Linked DNA regions of Mus musculus: region 2 is linked to region 1. The links are chromatin contacts, found by Hi-C or POLR2A ChIA-PET in ENCODE. All regions are on one chromosome and are shown on one strand. Each heading gives the region's core, a stretch centred on a gene start or an enhancer-like site at or near the end of the contact. The rest is flanking DNA. Distances are from core to core; before and after follow the strand shown.

Region 1 (3,346 bases), core at 44-2,543:
TCCGGACAAAGCCCACGGCTGGGCTCCACCTGGGAGCAGGGCGGAGCACCGGACAGCCAGGGCGGGCACTGGCTTCCAAGCCTGGTGGCTCCCGCCCCCCTGCCGGGGGCCCCCACCGCAGTTACCAGGCACCGACGCCCCGCCCCCACGGTGCCCGCCGGCCAATCGCACGCAGCCTGCTGCCCTAAGCTCCGCAAGCCCTGGACACACGGACACACACACACACACACGCTCTCATAGCGAACCCGACACACACACACACACATACAAACATATACACACACACACAAACGCTCACACAGCGAACCCGAGCGCGACCCCACGGGGCTCAGGAGGGGCCGTGGCACCCCGCGCGCCCGCGCGCGCGTCCCCGAGCGAGCCCTCCCAGCCAATCAGGAGCGAAGGAGCAGGGCTGCGCGGCCCCGCCGGGGTACGCTAACTCGTCCGCTCGTTCACGCGCGGGGGGCTGCTCGCGCGAGACCATCCCTCTCAAACACCCCCAACCCAGTCCCCCGACCACCGTCCACGCGTCTGGATACAATGTACGCAGGCGCGGAACGCCGCGAGTCCTCCCCCACGCACCACGGGTGTGCGCGTGCAACTGTCGTCTCCCCCCACCACCAGCCGCCCCATCCCCCCAAAAAAGCCGCGTCGCGTCCGCTGCCAAGGCCCCCAAGTAGAGTGGACTTTGGGGGGGGTCACAGCGCGTCCGCTTCCTCACCCCGAAGTTGTCCCCTTGCCACTCGCAGCGCGCCAAGCGACCCCAACTCTCACGCCCGAGTCGGTGCACACACTCCCGACGGGGGCAGAGTGTCGAATAAAGACGCCCCTGTTCGCCATGGCACCCCGAGGCAGAGGGGGACGACGGAGGGGACACTCGAGGGAAAGGGGACGATCTGAGGCGACAGGGACTCACCCGAAGAGCAGCCGGGGAGGGTCGGGGAGGGGGGGATGCGGACAGCAAGCGAGTGTAGGCCGGAGGGGCCTCGGCGAGCTGGCGAACGGGGTGGAGGTGAGAGGGCGAGGGGGGCCCGTGCGTCTCGGCCGTGCTCCTGTCACCGCCGCATGGCCGCCCCCGGCGGGGCCTCGCTCCACGCTGGGTCGCCAGACGCCGGGGGGGGGGGGGGGGAACAGGGACGAAGCCCAGGGATAACCGCGGCAGGCGGGCGGCAAGCGCGTGCAGGGAAGCGGGGGGGCCGCCGGTGCCCCCTTTTCTCTGCTCTCCCAGCTTATCTCTCACCCTCCTCCTCCTCCTTTTTTTTCCCCCTTTTTTTTTTTTTGCCTTTTTTTTTTTTTTTTTTTTTTTTTGTTCCTCGAAGGTGCCGCTGCGCGTGCGCACAAGCAGCACCGCCCACCGGGAGTTGTAGTTCTGAACCCGCGCTCACCTACGCAACGGGTGGGTACCCCGAACTATAACTCCCAGACAGCCTTGCGGCATGAACCCTGATTCTCTCCCCACCGCCCCCCTCTAGGCCGAGGCGAAGCGCCGCGGCGCCCGGCCCTCTCCGGCTTGGACTGTCAATGGAAGCGCGCGGGTGGTGGGAGCGAGAACATGGCTGCACCTGGGGCCTGCGCGGCCGCCCGGATGGGGGAGGGGAGTGGGGTGAGACCTAGAACTTAGTGTCCCCCCCCTTCCTTCTCCAGCAGGCCACAACTTCCACTTAAATAACTCTTTGCTACCAACATCCCTTTGCAAATTGCAAAGTTAGGGACATTGCAAAGGCCAGGGGAGCCCCGGGGCTGGCCTGTCGCCTGATTTGCAGAGGGAGGTCCCCCCAGCTCCGGGACACAAAGAACTCAATGTTTTCAAAGCTGGCTTTAGAAGCAACCAGAGTGGACTTGCCCAAACTTGGGACAGGCAACGGATGGGAGGGGGTGAGGAACTCGTGATTTCCATTTCTTCTCTCTTCGAGTCTTTACACAGCTCCACATTTAGAAGGAGAATTGAAGAAATCCTGATCGTCCCCACAGCTACAAAGAAAGTAAACTTAAGACCCTCCTCCGGCCATTATATTTATTTTTCTCAACTACTTCATAAGATCAATGACTTTCGAAGAGTATCAACTAACTGTTCATCTAAGTTAAATGCAAAAGTTAAAAAAGCCCGAGTCTGAAGAACTTAGCTGTTAATGCAAAGGACAGAATTGGGTGAATTTGTGGTGTTTGTTCGTTTGTTTTTTCCTTTTTCTTTTTTCTTTTTTTTCCTTCCCACCGCTTATGTCCGCCGAATATTCGGGCGCCCTCCCCCACCCGTTGCTTCTCGGTAGGTGGCGGCCACAAGGCTTTTTCCAGCCTCCCAGCCTCTTTGTCGCTTGCTGGAAAACTTTCCGTGCAAGCCACTCTTTTGATGTAGTTCCAAAACCCTGCCTTTGAATTCGGGTTCAAGGATTGGCGTTCTCTGGTCGACTTTCTTGTATGAAACCGCACCCACAAAGCCTCATCTACAATCTCCATGTTGGATTTCTTTGCACTCCACGGAGTCTTTAAGGATTCCTGGGAAGCAGTCTGATTAGAGAAGCCGCCTACGTTTTTTGGTTTTTATTACGATTTTCCCTAACAATATTTACACCCTTCGTTTCCTTTCCTAATCCGATTGTGACTCAACTCTGTCGACTCTGTCCAGGGCTATTCATTAAGTTGTCAAAAGAACAACTTGCTCTTTGCCCCCGGATTTCACTGCTCTTTGGAATATTTAACCAGATTCCATAAGACCGAAACAGGAGTCCTACTCCTTTGCAGCAGGGGCTACGTTCTAAGATGCATGCCTGAAATTAAATCACTCCAAACTTTTTTCCCTACATATGCTTAGGATGAAAGTTCTGCAAGGTCCTGGGATGCACACCTGACATTCCAACACTTGGGAGGATATGAGCTGGAGAAGAGACTGTCCAAGTAGGGAATTCATGTCAGCCAGGGCTAGGAGATAAGACCATGTTTCTCAAAACAACAAAGAAAGAAAACATTACAAAGGTTTTTGTTTTAATTACATACAAAAGATTAAAAATAACACAGTGATACTAAAACAATATTCTGGGGCCAGGATGTAGCTTAGCTGGTAGTGTGCTTGCCAACATGCACAGGCCCCTACCTTCAGCACTACATACATACATACATACACTACATGAAACATAAAGGGTAACGTACATACATACATACGTGGTTTATGTACTACAGGAAACATAAAGGGTACCACATATCTGTAATCCCAGCCCATGGGAGATGGAGGCAGAAAGACAAGTTCAACTTTGTCCCCTGCTATACAGAGACTCTGAAGTCAAACAGGGATCCATGCGACCTTGTATTCAGTAACAGTAGCAATAATATTGATAAACCATTCGTAACAATA
Region 2 (3,404 bases), core at 453-2,952, 60 kb after region 1:
CAAAAGAACAAGGTTCGGTTCCCAGCATTCATTGTGGCTTACAACCACCTACATCTCTAGTTCTCTGGCCTCCACAGACACCAGGCACACATGGTGCGCATAAACACGTGCAGGTGAAACAAACAGATAAAGAATCCCCCCCCCCCCAAAACACAGCAGCAATAACCACAACAGACAAAAGCTGAGTGGGTAAAGTGTTTAGCTTGGAAACATAAGATCTGAGCCCCACATCCTCTGTAAAAGCAGGGCCTGAAGCCAGCCAAGTAGCTCAGATGGTAAAAACACCTTCCTGCCTCTAAGGTTGAAGACCTGGGTGTATACATACACACACACACACACATACACACACTATGTAGTAATTCTTTTTTTTTTTTTAAAGCAAGGCTTAGGGCTGGAGAGATGGCTCAGTGGTTTAGAATGCTCACTGTTCTTTGAGAGGACCTGAGTTCAGTTCTCAGGGCCTGTGCCAGGCAGCTCAAAACTGAAACTCCAGCAGCAGGGGATCTGGTGACATCTTCTGGTCTCTAAAGGAATTGCACTCACAAACAATTCTTTTCCCTACCTCTCCCCCACCCCCTCGATTAAAAGTTATGAACGATAGTGTGAAATTGTAATCCCATCACCAGAGAGGCAGATACAGAAGGATGCCTGGGACTAGTTGGTCAGCCTAGCTTCAGGCCAGTGAGAGATACTATCTTTAAAAAAATAAAATAAAATAAAAATAATAATACATTTAATAGGGCAGCTCCACAGGACCAACATCTAGGGTTGCTCTCTGGCCTCTGTACATAAACACACACACACACACACACATACACACACACAGAGGCACACTCCCCCCACTCACGCACACACTCACTCAAAATTCTAAAACCAGATGCTAGTGGCTCATGACTTTAATCCTAGTACTCTGGAGCCAGAGACAAGCAGATCTCTATAAGTTCAAGACCAGCCTGGTAAACAGAACAAGTTCCAAGAAAGCCAGGGTTACACAGAAAAACCCTGTCTAGAAAAAACATAACGAACATAAGTAAAAAATCCTAATATCAAACCCTATCCATCAAGTAAATAAACCAGTTTAAACTGGGAATTTGTAAAAAAGGGAGGTTACAGATAGGACCATAGGACCCATGTCATTGCACCTAGTGGTCAGGAGGGGGCGACAGAGAGACACTCAGCAGAATCAGATTTAGCACATTAAGGTACAACTTAGCTCCTGCAAGTAGGGAAGTCTTTTCCTTTCAAATCTCAGCCAGGCTAGGCAAATGCTCTGTGACTTCGAGAAATTTCCTTCAACTCTCTTGAGTCTATGTTTCCTCCTGGGAGAAGGTAACCGATCCCAGAGTGGTGGCCCACTACTGTAACTTCAACGCTCTGGAAGCTGAGGCAGAAAGGCCACAAATTTGAGGCCAGTCTGGGATACATATCAGGACGCTGTCCCCAAAACGAGTGCGTTTGGAGGCCAGGGAGAGCCATGGGGGCTGTAGGGGGATTGGCTGACTTATATACTGGGTTCCTACCGAGGCTGGAGGTCTAGCCATACTTCCTGGACCCCAGAGGGACAGGAGCAGAAGCACCCAGCAGTGACATCAGCTTAGATAATCACTTGTGTCAGGGGTGGCAACTGGCTAGGGTCTGACTTTAGGCTATCATCAGCCAGGGTCCAAGAGGCCCATGTTTACAAACTAACTCAAGAGCTGGGGTGGAGGGCAGACAGGCTGAGCTAGGGTCAGTCCCAAAGAAGGGACTTTCTGGATCTCTCATTGGTGGAAAGGCAGCCCTCTGTGTTCACAAGTACTGCCTTGTCCCCAGCTTCCTTCCTGAGGAAGTACTCATTTCCCTCATGGTCTGACTGCCAGCTCTGGTCCAGCCTCTGGTCCCACCCAGGGCTCTCTCCACAGTGGGCACCAGGATCCTAGAGTCCACCCAGTTAGCTGCTGCAGCAGGTAAAAATGAGGCCAGGGGCTTCTTTTGTTTGTTTTGTTTACTTTTTTTTTTCAAGATGGGGTCTTGGGGGCTAAGGATATACTTGATTTGATAGGTTCTTGTCTAGAGTGCATAAAGCCCTGGTTCCAGCCCCAGTACCTCATAAACCAGGCTTGGTGAAATACACGAAATCTTAGCAAGCTTGATTTAGCCATGCCCCCAGCCCCTCACTGGGGGATTCTAGGCAGGGGCTCTACCACTGAGCCACACCCCCAGCCCCTCCCTGGGGGATTCTAGGCAGGGGCTCTACCACTGAGCCACGCCCCCAGCCCCTCACTGGGGGATTCTAGGCAGGGGCTCTACCACTGAGCCACGCCCCCAGCCCCTCACTGGGGGATTCTAGGCAGGGGCTCTACCACTGAGCCACTCACCAGCCTTTCACTGGGGATTCCAGAGGAGCTCTCTAGCTTTTGTTTTTTGAAACAATGTTTCTCTGTGTAGCGCCAGGCTGTCCTAGAATTCATTTTGTAGACAAGCAAACCTCAAATTCTGCCTCCCAGGTGGGCCACTATGCTCAGCTTTTTTTCTTTTGTTCATTTGAGATGGTCTCTCACTGACCTGGAGCTAACTTGCTGAATAGACCAGGCAGGCTGCTCAGTGAGCCCTAGCAATTTGCAAAGCTCCACCTCCTCCAAACAGGATTACAAACTGCACCACAAAGCACAGCTGTGTTTTCTCCCCCCCCCCCATCCCATCCACCCCTACACAGATTTTTTTAAATGTGGGTTCCTGGGATTAAACTCAGGTTCTCTTGTTTGCACAGCAAATACTTTATAGACTATGTTATCTTCCTAGCTCCCCAATGCCTCACATATTACCACCAAGCTCCCTGTACCCTATGACAACATTCAAATACATTTGCCATCAATTTTCCCCATTTCCTGAGTTAGCCAGGTCTCCCGGAGGTCATGGGACTGACTGGGTGAAGCCCGTGGTTCCAATGTTATCTCAACGGGGTCTCTGGGTCTTAAGACCAGGGATTCTGCAGCCTTTCTCCATCAACCGGAGGCAGACGCAAAGGGAGTTGCAGGAACAGCAGGGTAGTACCCTGGTCCTGCGCCTGAGCCAGGCAGGTGTCTCCCATGAAGGTTTTGAATTTCCAGAACTGTGCACAAACCCCCACCCCTAATACCAAGTACCTCCCAAACCCCCAGAAGTACCACTTACCAGGCTTTGGGATAAGTCCTTGGAATGGCCTGGAAGGGAAACAGAAGTGAGCTTCAGGGGAAAGGGATGGGGACGAGGTTACCACCAGGTAGATGATGATACTAGCTTGCCAAGGGATTGGTAACAAAAGCCCAGGGTCCTTTTCAGACACTAGCATTCAATGTTTGACTCTTTGAGAGGTCTCATGGAGCCCAGCCTAGCCTTGAATCCTGATGTTCTAGCCAAGGCTGACTCTGAAAGTCTGCTCCTCC

What was found. Hi-C counts contacts between places; a loop is a spot of excess contacts on that map. ChIA-PET counts read pairs that join two places held with the same protein, here RNA polymerase II (POLR2A).
Region 2: a loop to region 1 is called in a map of gastrocnemius, with 6 times the contacts of the local background. The contact joins the enhancer-like site here to the promoter of Gtf2i in region 1. A Hi-C loop is called at or near these places in 1 of 37 maps with a recorded cell type or tissue (gastrocnemius). POLR2A ChIA-PET finds 5 or more read pairs at or near these places in 2 of 5 experiments (Patski and embryonic stem cell).

What each region holds. Positions count from the first base shown.
Region 1 is chr5:134,313,467-134,316,812 of GRCm38, forward strand. Gtf2i (general transcription factor II I) reads right to left here and starts at 1,294. Exons shown (of 34, transcript NM_010365.4): 1 at 917-1,294.
Region 2 is chr5:134,372,954-134,376,357 of GRCm38, forward strand. It overlaps Gtf2ird1 (general transcription factor II I repeat domain-containing 1), which reads right to left. Exons shown (of 30, transcript NM_001081464.2): 22 at 3,154-3,182. Among named protein-coding and RNA genes, the nearest start is that of Gm46925, 26 kb to the left of the region's middle. Within about 2 kb of position 1,703, at least 1 of the 3 ENCODE cell types and tissues checked has a DNase peak (open chromatin) inside an H3K27ac peak, as active enhancers do.